2 separate regions of the Homo sapiens genome follow, and region 1 is linked to region 2. Evidence: read pairs that join two places in POLR2A ChIA-PET (ENCODE). Cell type or tissue: PC-3. All regions are shown on one strand. Each heading gives the region's core, and the rest is flanking DNA. Links, peaks and the distances in the headings are about the cores only.

What was found. Peaks named below come from ENCODE experiments on the same cell type or tissue, not always from the same donor. Only the 100,000 strongest peaks of a DNase experiment are listed, where the experiment ranks them.
Region 1: POLR2A ChIA-PET joins it to region 2 with 6 read pairs; 3 of 35 experiments call an interaction of 5 or more read pairs at or near these places.

Annotation. Positions count from the first base shown.
Region 1 is chr1:219,388,937-219,396,592 of GRCh38, reverse strand. It overlaps a transcript of LYPLAL1 not described here. Among named protein-coding and RNA genes, the nearest start is that of LYPLAL1-AS1, 160 kb to the left of the region's middle. In PC-3, for the core only: no CTCF peak of the experiment used is centred there; no DNase peak of the experiment used is centred there.
Region 2 is chr1:219,140,813-219,148,468 of GRCh38, reverse strand. The region is part of intron 3 of LYPLAL1-DT (LYPLAL1 divergent transcript); the gene reads left to right. Among named protein-coding and RNA genes, the nearest start is that of LYPLAL1-DT, 29 kb to the left of the region's middle. In PC-3, for the core only: no CTCF peak of the experiment used is centred there; a DNase peak (open chromatin) is centred at 4,518.

The sequences.
Region 1 (7,656 bases), core at 1,887-5,886, 250 kb before region 2:
AGAAAATCAGAAAAGACACTAACAAACGGAAAAATATTCTATGACCACAGATAGGAAGAATTAGTATTGTTAAAATGGCCATACTGCCCAGAGCAATTTATGGATTCAATACCAATGACATTCTTCATAGAACTAGAAAAACCTGTTTTAAAATTCATATGGAACCAAAAGAGAACCTGAATAGTGAAAGCAATCCTAAACCAAAAGAACAAAACTGGAGGCATCACATTATGCAATTTCAAACTATACTACAAGACTACAGTAATCAAACCAGCATGATACTGGTACAAAAAGAGGTACATAGACCAATGGAACAGAATAGAGAGCCCAGAAATAAGGCCACACATCTACAACTGTCTTATCTTCGACAAAGAAGACAAAAAACATCAATGGGGGAAAAAGACACCTTATTCAATAAATGATGCTGGGATAACTGACTAGCCATATGCAGAAGATTGAAATTGGACTCCTTCTTTTTTTTTTTTTTTTTGAGATGGAGTCTTGCTCTGTCACCCAGGCTAGAGTACAGTGGTGCAATCTCGGCTCACTGCAAGCTCTACCTCCCAGGTTCACGCCATTCTTCTGCCTCAGCCTCCCAAGTAGCTGGGACTACAGGTGCCCGCCACCATGCCCGGCTAATTTTTTGTATTTTTAGTAGAGACGGGGTTCCACTGTGTTAGCCAGGATGGTCTCGATCTCCTGAGCTCGTGATCCGCCTGCCTCGGCCTCCCAAAGTGCTGGGATTACAGGTGTGAGCCACCGCATCCAGCCAAAACTGGACCCCTTCCTTACACCATATGTAAAAATCAACTCAAGATGGATCAAGGACTTAAATGTAAAACCCAAAATTATAAAAATCCTGGAAGACCACCTAGGCAATACCATCTTGGATGTAGGAACAGCTAAAGATTTCATGACAAAGACTCCAAAAGCAATTGCAACAAAAGCAAAAATCGACAAATAGGACCAAATTAAACTTAAGAGCTTCTACACAGTAAAAGAAACCATCAACATCTTAAACAGACAACCTACAGAATGAGAGGAAATTTTTGCCAACTATACATTTGACAGAGGTCTAATATCCAGCATTTATAAGGAACTTAAATATACAAGAGAAAAACAACCCCACTAAAAAGTGGGCAAAGGACATAAACACACTTTCCAAAAGAAGACATACATGTAGCCAACAAGCATATGAGAAAAAAAACACAATATCACTGATCATTAGAGAAATGCAAATCAAAACCACAATAAGATACCCTCTCACACCAGTCAGAATGGCTATTTGAAAAAAGTAAAAACATAACAGGTCCTGACAAGGTTGCCTAGAAAAAGAAATGCTTATAGACTGTTAGTGAGAGTGTAAAATAGTTCAACCATTATGGAAAACAATTTGGCGATTTCTCAAAGACCTAAAAACAAAACTACCATTTGACCCAGCAATCCCATTACTGGGTATATACCCAAAGGACTATAAGTGGCTATCTCATAAAGACACATGCACACATATGTTCACTGCAGCACTATTCACAGTAGCAAAGACATTAAATCAGTTTATATGACCCTCAGTGGTAGAGTAGATGAAGAAAATATGGTACGTATACAACATGAAGTGCAGCCATAAAAAGAATGAGATCATGCCTTTGCAGAAACATGAATGAGCTAGAGGCCATTATCCTTAGCAAACTAATGCGGGAACAGAAAGTCGAATACCACATGTTCTCACTTATAAGTGGAAGCTAAATGATTAGAACACATGAACACATAATGGGGAACAACAGACACTGAGGCCTATTGAAGGGTGGAGGGTGGGAAGAGGGAGAGTATCAGGAAAAATAACTGATGAGTACTAGGCTTAATGCCTGGGTGATGAAATAATCTATATAACAAACCCCTGTGACATACATTACCTATATAACAAACCTGCACATATACCCCTGGACTTAAAATAAAAGCTAAAAGAAAGAAACATTATACTAAATGAAATAAACCAGTCACAAAAGGAAAAATATTGTATGATGTCACATGTATGTGGTACCCAGTGTAATTAATTCACAGAGACAGAAAGTAGAATGGTAGCTGCCAGGGGTTAGGAGAAGGGGTGATGGGGAGTTCTGGTTTAATGGGTACACAAGTTCCATTTGGAAGATGAAAGAATTTTGTGAGTGGATGATGGTGATAGCGGCATAACCATGTGAATCTCTTTAATGCCACTGAACTGTACACTTAATAAAGTATTATGTATCTACAAAAATAAAAGGCTGGTACTCTTTAAAAAGTTAAGATTTTTTGTGATGCCACTATGTAATTGTACAAATATTTGAATTCATAACATTTTGAATTCATAAGATTTCAACAAAGGCTTAAAAAACACCTTTAAATAACTTTTATCTAGACAAAATTATTCCTTCTTTTAACAAAAACATATCCTCATATCTCATGTTACTTTTACACTTGTATTCAGAATTGCTTATCTTATATCTAGTAGTTTTAATTAAATATATTAATTGTAATTTTAACTCTTTGTAACCATAAATTTTCATGAGAAATGTAGGAAGTAAGCAATTTTAATTAATACATATATACAAATAAGCAATTTTAATTAATACATATATACAAAAACATAAAAACATTTTATAATTTTTAGAAACACAAGTTTTTTTCTAGTAGAACATATTTTTCATGTGAATCAGTATTTACTAGCAAACCCAAATATCTTTAGTCTTTTTATAAATTTTAAAAAGCCAAAAGTGACAAACTTGAACCTATGTTTAGTGATCAATGTTTCAGTATTTTATCTTACTTAGAAGCAACTTGGACATGTCATGATTGTCTATTGCCCGATTTAACATAATATGACTTATGATTTTAAATTACTGAAAAACAGTTTTGAAATGACATTTATTTGTAAGCAACTATCTCATTTCCATTTACCCAGTTTACTCATTATTAACAGTTATATTTGAGTTGCTCATGGAAAACAAAGTTAGCCACTTAAGTTATTTATTTATTTATTTTTGAGAAAGCAAAGCCAGGCTAACCCTGCATCAGCCAGTCTTGTCTTAACCAAGGCATTTGGAATACTGGACACAGGTATCCTCCCCAGTGTCTTCCTACCCCCAAAGTCACCCTGGGTGTCATGTGCCTATGTGGCATCCAGGGTGGCTATGAAGGGCAGGGCATATCTGGATCCTGTGTTTACATATGAGGTACAGAGCCCAGGACAGAGGACAGAACTATGAAGATAATGCCTGGAGGATCTGACCTCTTCCAGTATGACCAGCAGATAGAGCTGGGCCAAAGACAAGGCCATTTTGGGCTTGAATCTGCCTTGCACCTGGTGGCCCAGGTACTATGGACATTGATATGTCCCCAGGCCTCTTCATGGCCATCTGTTCAGACTCCAGAATCCAGAGGCTCAAAACCAAAGACATAATCCCGCCATAAGATATGTGCAAGGCTTTAGGGGAGCCCAGTAACCAACCCTTACAGCTTTAGCTCAGAAAAATTAAGCAAGTATCAAAAATATCACAGAAGCAACAGTTTTATGACCTTAAAATATCTAGCAGAGAAAGTATAAATCTGTCTGACCAATAGACCCAAGCAAAAATACCTAAATTAAATTCTGAGGACATTCTTATTTTATTTTTCCAACAATTTAAAAACTAGCTTTATTTTTCAAAGATTATCTTAGATTATATAAAAGGTATCTGAGTTAGTTTTATTTTATTTATATAGATATTTTATCTCCAAGAAAGATCTTGGGAATATTGTTTATTATCAGAGATCAATTTTATGGAGGCTGTGGGCTCAATTTTAGCTCTGAATGTTTCCAAAGTTCATCTGGGTAAATAAAATATCTATTTCTGTTAAAACTTGATTTTATAAGGAAATACATGGATGAGGATAGAAGAAAATTAAGAAGTCTGTTTAAAATAACCAGCTGAATATCATAAAGCCTTATTTTGGAGATTAATTTTATTTAGGTGACTTTTAACATCTGTTTCTTAACTGTATTGCTGAGCTCAAGGTGGGGCTCCCATAGCTTCCAAGTACGCATACGACACCTATCAAGAGTCAGGTCATGTTTACAGCTCCAAGATTCCCTTGCCCATCATAGCTAATGACTTTTCTTACACCAAATTGCCACTTACTGTCAGTTTCTGTTAGACTCAAGCAGAAATCTGAGACTTAAAATTTTAAATATACAAACAAATGAGGAGGATGGAAGGCTGGATTTTGCCTACTGTAGTAATAACCTTTCATTGCAACCACTGTCATTTACTTTAAAATTACAGCTCTTGCCAGTGACTCATTAGTTCCTGCACATCGAGGATCAAGTGTTGGCTCACAGTATAAAGTGACTCTTGGTATCCCCAAAAGACAAAGCGATCAGGGATCTCAATGTAAAAGACAGCAGCACCTCTGACCTGAGAGGAACCTACTCACGACTCTTGGGGCTCCCTGAGGAAGACAGATGACCCCAAACAGGGGAGTCTGAGATGCTTTTTTTGTGTTTCTCAAGGGGTTTCAGTGCTGCTAGAAGGCCTCCCTAGGTACCTTTATGGGATAGCCAGAACACTGATGCTTTGTCTTAGTAATTTTATATCCAGTGACCACCAAATGAAGGAGGTAGAGGCTTGAATGGGGAACATATCAATGATTAAAGAGAACTGGATGGACAATCAAATGTGTCAAAAGGAAAGAGGTGCAGAAGTTAATAAAAGTGCAAGTCTTAGAGAAGCCAGTTTGGGGAGATCTTAAACTTCCCAAAATGCCAGTGAAGTTCTAGTTGGTAGGGGTTTGAGAAAAAAGAGTTCAATAGACTGAGGAGTTCCCAAGAGTAGAAACAAAATTCAACAGAAAGAAATAGAGTGGCTTTAAAAATATATAGCTTGAATATCAGTTCCTATTGTGCTGACTTTTTATCACAGAACTCTTAAAAAAATCTTCTCAAATCTCTCATTATCAGATTTCAGTGAGACAAAGAGAAAATAGTCCTGGCTTAATTTTTTTTTTTCAAGCTAAATGTATCTACCAATTGACTCAGAACCAAAACCAATAAGCCTCCTTTGGTTAACCAAAAATGCATGAGATGTCTCCAAAGAGGTGTGAAGACACAATCTTCTCAGAATCAAACAGCCTCCAAAGACAACTAAAAGCAAGGAAGATTTAGACAATGTCTTGAGAGATGGCAACAGTCTGTATTTTAACTTTTTATGATGGTCCCCCACAACCTTTTGCTTGGCTGTCTGCATATGCAGGCTTGACAATCTGCATGCCTGTGACAGGTGGCAAGCTGAGCCAAGTTCTCAGGTCACAAAATGAGACAAACAGGAAAACGATAGCAGTCCATGGAGGAGAAAGGATCAATAGCAAATGGGTACCCACAAATGTACACAAGAGTCACAATCCAAGCAAATAATATGCTTTTGCCAAACTGAATTTGGAAAGGAAGAAATAAAGACAAATTTTTACCTTTTATTCTTGACCAGGCACTGCAGGTAGAGGGCTGAGAAAACTGACTTCGGTAAAAGATTTTAACCTTTTGTTGTTGGCTTTTTGTCAGTTGTCCCAAGACTTTATTTGTAGGCTCTGGAATGCATCAGGTGTTTCAGTCATCCCATTCTTGTTACAAGAACTGTAGAGATTGAAAAGGGGTGATACATTTTCTCCCCATTATAAAATGAGGTGCAGAAGTTAATATAAGTGCAAGTCTTAGGCCAGTTTGGGGAGATCTTAAACTTCTCAAAATGCCAATGAAGTTGCCACCCCTATAACAAAAGACAGCTAAAAAGATAAAAAGGTAACAAATTTATTAAGGTGCATAATGCATGCAAGTCATATAAATAAATATGAAAAACTCAAGAAAAGGGCCAGATGGTTAATGCTTAAATGCCCTCTTCATTGGGAAGGGGAAATATGCAGAGATGTAAATAAATGAGCAAAAAGACCTAACAGGTTTGTAAATGATTCTCTTGATGCTGAACGGGATCAAAGGACAAACAATAGCTTGTGGACAAATTATGGAAAGGGCAAGAATAGAACTGCATTGTCGGCAAAGGTCGTCATATTATGCAGATACAATTCCCTAGCTAATCTTATGGAACTGCCCTCAGAAGAATAGATGGAAAATCTGTCTGGTTGTGATGATGACTCCCAGTCCCTTCTCTTCTCTGGTAGTTAATCTTCCTTGGTTATTTAATGAGATTTTTAGAGAGGGGATTTTAAGACAATTGCATTTCTTTTAGAAGAAGTTTTCTCTGTCTGATAAAGGAACTTCCAGAGAGAGCCCCTCCTGGTGCTCTGGAAAAGAAAAAGGATCAGAGAGATAGGAAGGCAGGGAGAGACTTTGAGGCTGCTTGTTTAGTATAGCATGTCAAAGCGCCATATTTGGAGGCTTCATTTTCTGAGCCTCAACCCCACTTCTGTCATTTACACAGTGTAGTCAGTATTTTCCTGTTTAGCTTCCAGGCTTATGGGAGACAAAATGAAGCCTAGAGACTACAAAGCATTTTGTGACACATAGAACAAGAACCAAATGTAAAAATTGTCCAATCCAATACTAATTTACTGATGAGAAAGTGGCAATTCGGGAGCATTAAGTGAATGAACTAAAATCAAATGATAAACAAGTATACAGATATTGAGGTCTTCTAATTTCTAGTTCAATAATTTTCAATCTATGCAAATCTGGCTTTCTACAGTGGAAAATATTGCTATTAATTTTATTGCAAATATTGCCTTTATCATCCATTCTTGATAATTATATATTAGGTTGGCACAAAAGTAATTGCGATTTTTGCCACTAAAAGTAATGGCAAAAACCGAAATTACTTTCACGCCAACCTAATATAACTGACTCAGAGAGACTATGGATGGCAAACATCAGTTATACATGGTAGATTACAGTTCTTCATTGGTATTAATCTAGCTAATGATGAAGTTCAGGACATGACAACCCAAAACATTCTGCTTTAGCATAAGGGTTATTCTGAGCCGATTACTTTGGCAAATAGCCAGCCCAGGAAAATCTCTGAAGACAAGAGTAAAATTTTCCCCTTTTAAGGGGCAATTTACATTTATAAAGGCAATCTTCATTTGTAAGGGTGTCTCCTTCTCTGCACCAGGAAGAGAAATATAACTTTAAATCTCCATCTACAACTCTTATCAATGGAGAAGGCACAAACTTCAGTCTGAATAACAAACTCCACCCTTGTTTAAGATGCTTTTCCTGGCCATTTCCTCATACTCAGGCCTTCCCCATACTCTTGTGTTTGCTTCAGCAAATCCAATGGAATCTTTGAAACTAGAAAAGACATGTATCAAATAAGCCACTTTATATTTATTCCAGGAAAAGTCTGACAAATGCATGTTAGTAATGACTTGAAATCTCACCTTTACATATTTCCTGCATGTCTGAATTATTAACAAAGATAGAGCCAGAATGAAAAAGAATGAATAAAATTCAATATTTTCAATCATATTCTTTCATTTGAGAATACATTTTATACCAAATGCATTTAAAATCAGATTTATGGCCTACTTAAATAGTGAAAATAATATTTTAAATGTGTAAAGAAACTCTTTCTCCTGGATAGATATGTGAAGAGAAAAATGTCAGGTGTGGAGTAGCTGTGTATTCTAGTCCACAAT
Region 2 (7,656 bases), core at 2,447-6,446:
AAAGTCTATTATTCCCCAAAGAAAACATTCATAGAGTTAATATTCATGTAACTTAGCATATTACAGAAGACAAATTTTTCTCACTGTAAAAACAAATGGAAATTATCTTGTACATAAAATGCTTAAACATAGTCCAACTTTTTAAAATTCACAGTGCTTCAAGCGAAAGAAAATTGGGTTAATTAGATTTTGTTATTGTCAGACCCTATGATATTTTAGGGTCCTTCAGTGACTCCTTCTAATTTTACTAAAGAATATTATGCAAAAGTGAATGTATAAAGCATAGCGGGGAAGAAAATTTCTTATTTGTTTTCTACTATCAATATATCACTCAGAACCATAGTTCATGTGAATGATAAAAAAAAGAAAAGGAAACTTGAGCTTTAGGTGTCAGAAGATACCTAAGGATAACTCTCAAAAAGCATCTCACCAAACTATATTTCTGAAGGAAACATGAAGTTTTATGTAAGGTGTATGCACTGAGGCACTCACCTCCATACAAAAATATAATTGTCATGGTGTTTATCATTTTCAGACTTTCCAGGTGTCCTGGAGAGATTATTTTCCTTCTTACCTCATCTTTCTTGGAAACTGCAACATGTTAGGCTGACAATATCTTTCAGCCAATGGCATTTGATAGAGGCAACTCCCTGGATCTGAGCCTTTTTTGGGGCTGTGGTAATTTAGGATCCCTGCTTAAAATGGACCCCTTCCCTGACAGAGAACTAAGGCATGGGTGAGGCTGCTGCAAAGAGCCAGGCAAGCAGGACCCAGCCAAACTGTGCGGGTGACATTGCCACCCCAGTGTGTCTGGAAGGCAGAACATTTAGCCAAAGAGGATTGTTCTTGAGGTTTAAGGTTTCATGGAGCTTGGCTTGCTAGGTTTTGGACTTGCTTGAGATCTGTCACTCTTTTTTCTTCTTTCTTATTTTTCTCTTTGGAAATCGGAATGTCTACCCAATGCCTGTCACACAATTGCATTTGGAAAGCAAATAACCAGCACAGCTGGAGAGGAATTTCGCCTTAGGATGAATTGTACCTTGAGTTTCACCCCTATCTAATTTAGATGATATTTAGATGCTAATTTGGACTTTAGACTAGAGTTGATGCTGAAATGAGTTAAGATCTTTGGGGCTCTTGGAATGGAATAAATGTATATTGCATGTAAGAAGGATATGAATTTTGGAGGGCTAAGGTGGAATACAGTGGATTGAATGTTTGTGCCCCCATCACAAAGTTAATATGTTGAAATCCTAACCCCCATTGTAATGGTATTAAGAGGTAGGCTCTTTGAGAGGTACTCAGGTCATTAGGGTGGAACACTTATTAATATTAATGTCCTTTATAAAAGGGACCCCAGAGACCTTTTTCTCTCTCTTCCTGCCATGTAAGAACATAGCAAGAACAAGCTGTCTATGAACCAGGAAGCAGGCCTTCACCAGACACCAAATCTTCCAGTGCCTTGATCTTAGACTTTCTGAGCCTTTAGAACTATGAAAAATAAATTTATGTTGTTTATGAGACACTCAGTTTACAGTATTTTGTTATACCAATCCAAGCTAACTAAGACACTGCCATTAGTTGGCATCTAGGCAGTTATGGTCCTTGAAATATATGTTCTGATTGAGTCCAGTCCTATTGGAGAGATGATTATGTCATGGAAACCTCATTGTTGGAGCTGTTAACTTGAAGTGTAAGGGTGGTAGGAGGGTAGAAAGCAACTGCAGTACTATGAGCAGCTCTGATGAGTGGAGGATCGGAGCCTTGGAGCTCCCAGTCTGTGGAGAAATCAGACAGTGTGTTTATTATTATTATTATCAGTATGTGGGCAACTATAAAGTAGATCATTTGGTGCCCCTGTGGAGGTGTTTAGAGGCATTTGTGGCGAATTATCTGTGTATCAGGAACTGAGGGCTCTCTAAAGACCGTGACTAACTCAGATTCTGGCTTGTCTGGCATCAGTACCTGAGATCTCATCAGTGAGTGTAAGTACAGGAGCTGAATCTTCAAAGAGCTTTGGTTCTTAATGGGGATAGGAGGCTGGGAAGTAGTGGAAACAATAGCAGGAACTAAATGAAGACACCAGAGTCACAAGAATGGCTTCAAAATTAAGGTACAGTTTTATTCCAGGAAAAATGCAAGGAATTCAAATAAGAGTGAAGTAGGGGTAGAATATTGGGGTAGTAGTGAGAAGTAGAAATGAAATTTGGTGAACCTCAAAATCAATTGTCTAATTTAGTTAACTTGGGACACAGATTATGCACCAAGAGATTAAAGATTAACTTTTTCTTAGAGGCAATTCCAAAGCAGCTCAAGAAACCTATTTCATTGAGAATATGATTCAGCATTTCAAAAATTTTAAAAAAGACTTCAATGATTTTAAGTATGAGAGAAACTGATAGAACTAAAAATTTTTCATAGCCTAATCTGTCTTAATATATGGCCATTTCATCATATTATTTTCTATATTTGTCTATATTTTGTTTTTTTCTTTCTTTCTTTCTTTTTTTTTTTTTTTGAGACAGAGTCTCACTCTGTAGCCCAGGAGGGAGTACAGTGGCATGATCTCAGCTCACTGCAGATTCAGCCTCTGGAGTCAGGTAATCCTTCCACCTCAGCCTCCTGAGTAGCTGGGACTACAGGTGACGTGCCTGGCTAATTTTTTGGTTTGTTTGTTTTGTTTTGTTTTTGTAGAGATGGGGTTTTGCCATGCTGCTCAGGCTGGTCTTGAACTCCTGGGTTCAAGTGGTCTGTCTGCCTCAGCCTCCCAAAGTGCTGGGATTACTGATTGAGCCACTGCACCTGGCTGGATTCTTATAAAATAAAGATTCCAGGAAAAAAATAGACCAGATTGTGGTATTTCAAAAATCGCTCAAATAATTTAAAAACCGAGATTGCAAAAACAGACATGTTAATGGTAATAAAGAGAGCTCTGTTATTAGGAAGATAGAGTATCTTGAAGACTTATTCTACAGATAGAATGTAAAAGAGAAAAAATAGTTTTTTGGAGTAGTATCTATATAGTTTAGATTGACCAATCAATTACATGAAACATTTCATCTATTTTGCTTTTTGGTAGAATCACAATACTTGGAATTTGAAATGATGAGGCAGTCACTTTAGCTATCCTAATGAAATTTAATCTACTTTCAGCACACCAATCAATTGCTTAGTTATTATCTCTTAAAGTTAATATGGAAGTCTACTTCACTTGAGGGGAATATATTTTTGGCTTCAGATTAAGGAGGATGAATTTAGCAAATGAATATTTACTTCCTCTGCAGTGAAGTGAAAATAAATTAATGAGAGTTAGTGACTGTACATACTTCTGCTTCGTGTTGTCAGCAGCATTTATTTGTCATCACTCTCTTCCTCAAATGCATGATCTCTCACACCTCTCTGCAAGAATGTCCTTTTCCACCTTACCATCTCAGCAAATTCTTAACTTTCATATAAGAAGTTCCTAACCTTCCCTCCAACTGCTCAGAATTAAGTACATCCTGCCCTGTTCTCAATATGTGTTTTTTATACTTTTAACAATAATTTCAAAAGTATACATCTACCTCCCTGTTTTTGTGATGGTTGCATAACACAGTGGTAAAAAGCCCATGCATGGGCACTAGAAAACTTAGACTCAGATAAAAGGAACTGGCTCTGAGATCTTGGGCAAGTTCCTCAAATCTTGAGGTCTTTGTATTCTCACCTTACATAATGAGGACGATAATTTAATTTACCTTACAGGCTTTTTTAAAGGAATAAATGAGTTAATATATGTAAAGGACCCACTTATATTAATATATGTAAATGAGTTAATATCTGTAAAGAAGATTTGTATTTTCTCATCTATCTATAGATTTACATATATATAATTCTATAGTCTATGTTTATCAAAAAATGTATTGGTATAAATATTGCTGAAAAATCTTAAGTTGTATACTCGTATTTCTCCATGCTGTATTTATATAGCACAACGAGGGCACTTGACAAAACACAGTTAATATTATAGAAAGTTAATTCTAATAGTAAAAGTTAAAAAAATACTTTAAAGCTATCCACATTAAAAAAATTAACCAGAAGACTGCCAGATCTTCAATACATACTGCTTGCCCTCCTCTGAATTTAAATTCTCAACCTTACTTTAGAAAAATAACGTTTACCTCTGTTTTGAATTTTTACTAATCCAACCAGGCAGAAGAGACCTAAATAAGCTTACATCTTAACTAATTTTTTCTTCATTTCTTCTAAAACATGTGGAATATGTTTGCTTTAGTGTTTAAAAGTGTTGTTTTATTGATCTTTTTATATGATCCCTTTACAGCAAGAGATTTTGATGTAGTCAAATAGTGTGCTATAGATTGTGTAATAATAATGATATGTTATTAAGACCTGGTGTATATTTTCCCTTATCATTTGCCTGCCTTTCCATTGATGTTTTAATTTCTATCATCCTACTCTCAAGCCTTTTCCCAGTTATTCCAGGAAGTGGGTTCCCAGTGCTAGCCAGCTGCCTTTCTCTTGGCATTGCTTCTTCAGGAAGTAACAATCACTGGGTCTATTACTCATGTCAATTCTTCTTCCCATCTTCAAATTCTGATTTTGATAGAAGAACAGCTTTTTCATTTGCTCCTTTATTCTGATAATATATTTCAAGAGCCTATTTTTTCAGCTAAAATACTTTTCCTGTGGTTTGGCACTCATTTCTTTCACCCATCGCTAAAGCTAAAATCCCTTATCTTGCTTCTAGTTATTTTTACATATGGCACCTCCAAGTTCACATTACTAGATTTCTTTATATTTTTTGAGGATTTCTGCATATAAAAGTTTTATGTCTCTTTCCCACTTTAGTGTAGTGGCCTATAATTTCCTTGTTCTAGTTGGTTTTAACTTGAAACATTTTCAATTGCTGAATCTTGAGCCCTTTCTTAAATCTATTTCATCTTCCTACAGTAGGCTTCCCAGAAGCCCTCAGAAAACCAAATTAAAATGCTTTTTTCTTTCTTTCAAAGTCAGTCCTCTAATTATTCCTATCATATTCTGAGCTGGATTCATACTGAACTCGTATCTGGTCATCTTATGTATAGTTTCCTAAAAGTTGGATAAAATATATTTATGTTTCCTGCCCTTTTCATTGTGGTTTGTTGGCCTCAAAAACTCTTTACGTAATGTAAGATTGGGCTTCTGAAACCCAAAAATCTTGCATCTTCTCAATCTAGCTGTCACCAATGGCTCTCTCAATCTTTTTTAATTAAACAAAAAGATATGGGCTTATCTCTTACTTCAGAGATATTTTTAAATAAAAGAAAATGCAATCAGATGCAGAAAGAAAATACTATCTTCCTATGAGGCAGTTGGGAGGGCAATGAGCACAGAGCAATTTCCCAGTAATATGGGGCCTCTGATGTAGGCTAAGAAAGCGTGGAAAGCCACGCAGGAATATAATTAAAGAACTTAAAAATCCAGAATAGATTCTCGTACTTCACTAAGAAGATCTCCACCATCAACAAACAAAGCAACAAAAACAATAACAAAAACCACTGTTTCTTTAAGAAAGTCCTCATCCTGGTTCTGCATTAGTCATGGAAGTTACTATATTATTACAGTACTTTTACTGCTAAAAAAAAATTCCCATGTCAAATTCTTCTGCTCTCCTTCTCTCTCTCCTCTACTGCAATTTTAATGTCTATTTCATATAAGCACACTTTACATATTATTTCATTTAATCTTCACAACAATTTACAAATTAGACATTAGTACCTCATTTGCCAGATTCTCAAAACTTCTCAAACTGATTCAGCTAGAAACTTATTTGGGACAAATACTAACACATATATATTACATATACCCTCTATCCCCTTTCCTGCCCCAATGCATTTTTTTTTAAGTGTAGAATTCCATAAAAAAGTCAGAGACATGGAAACTCAAACTGGTAAGCCACGGAAGTATTGGCTATAGTTTAGTATTAAAGGGCTTTCCTGATGACCAGAGATTTGGGACTCCAGGAAGTTTCTTTTTGTAGGCCTATATGAACAAAAACACCTGAGTTACCATAAAGAAAGGATATAAAATATTGTGAGGGGCACCATGCCAATGATTCCTAAGTAAGATAGGAGGAACTGCAGACCAGAGATTCTATTTTAACTATCATTGTATCCTCCCACTAAGCACATTAGCTGATGCTACCCAATAGGTACGTAGTAAAAGTTGAATTAATTAATAATGAGTGTATAAAACAAGGTGAATCAAAGAAAAAAGAATTGATGATTGTTATGGAATCAGACAGAGACACTGAGAACATCAACATCTGATCTAGTATCTGACACATATTAGTGGTAGCAATTGAGATTGAATACATGCATGAGCTTTGGTTAAGTCTGCTTTTAGGTAGACACCTGAATTTACATCTGCCCATCAACCAGTGATGGCTTTTTTTAGCCACCTGAATGGTATTCAGCAATTTACACCTGTGCTTTTTGTTCTTCAGATGCTTCCACAGCCTTTGAGAACTGAAGGAATGGGTAATCACAGGGGAGGCAGGGACTCCATGGCATTATCCACGCTGGTCCTGAGTCTGTTGTCACAGCTCCATAGAATTCATTTGTGACCCCAGGCCCTGGGAAGAGAGGAAATCTTCAAGCTCCCTTCATGCAGTAGAGAATCACTATTCTAGGACTAAATAAAAACCAGCAGAGAAAACCCCCCCAATAATTTGCCAAGACCAGAGGTATGCACATCGCTGTAGCAGGGTCTGCTGAGAAGTAGAGGGACATAGCAGTTATGATCACAGGCTCTGCAGCCAGGCTACCAGATGCTAATAGTGTGACCAATATTAGCATCCAGTGCACAGTGCTTAAATAAGGATCAAATGAGCCAATGTATACAAATTGGCTAAAACAGCGACTGACACTTATTAAGCTCTGATTCCATTAGCTGTTAGTAGTAGTAAGGCAACTATTTGTAAAACAGAGAAAAGGAAACCAATGTGATTGGGGTATACGAGGGATGTGAGATAGGAATTAGAAGTGTGTACATAGAAAAGAGGCAGTAGTAGGAGAGAATGGAATGTAGCCAGATGTGTGGAGACATTATTGTTCCTGATGCTGTCTATATTGCCCTGTTGGCTTGCCTTTGTATTAATTCCAAGCAGGGCCAGGTTGGGGAGTCCATGGTTTATACTGGAAGAGGGGAGGAAGATAAATGTCAAGAATAGGGAGAAGGGCAGTTACTCAGAATTTCTGCTTGGTTCTGGCTTTCTAAATAGACCTACTCAGCTGTTGGGTAGGAAAATAGCTGGTAGGTTTCCAGATGTGTGTCAGGAAAAGGAGGAAAAAAAGTAATGACCTAGCAACCTGACATTAGGATCATGACAGGGACATGAACTATGATAAAAAAGCTGAAAGAGCTCACAAAATGATAATAAACAGCCCAGCACTCTTTCTCCTCAACCCTCAACTCCAACCACATTTCTGGCCAAATAAGTTGTTAAGAGAAGATGCTGATAATTCAAACACAGAAAATTCCATGGCTACTTTAATTCTGTTAGAATTTTATAAAGCCACTTTCATACAATTAAACTGAACTCTATGTACCCAGTGCAAACAAGGGAGAAATTTTACAATTACCTGGTTTGCTTGATCGATTCAGACAGCCAAACTGGGT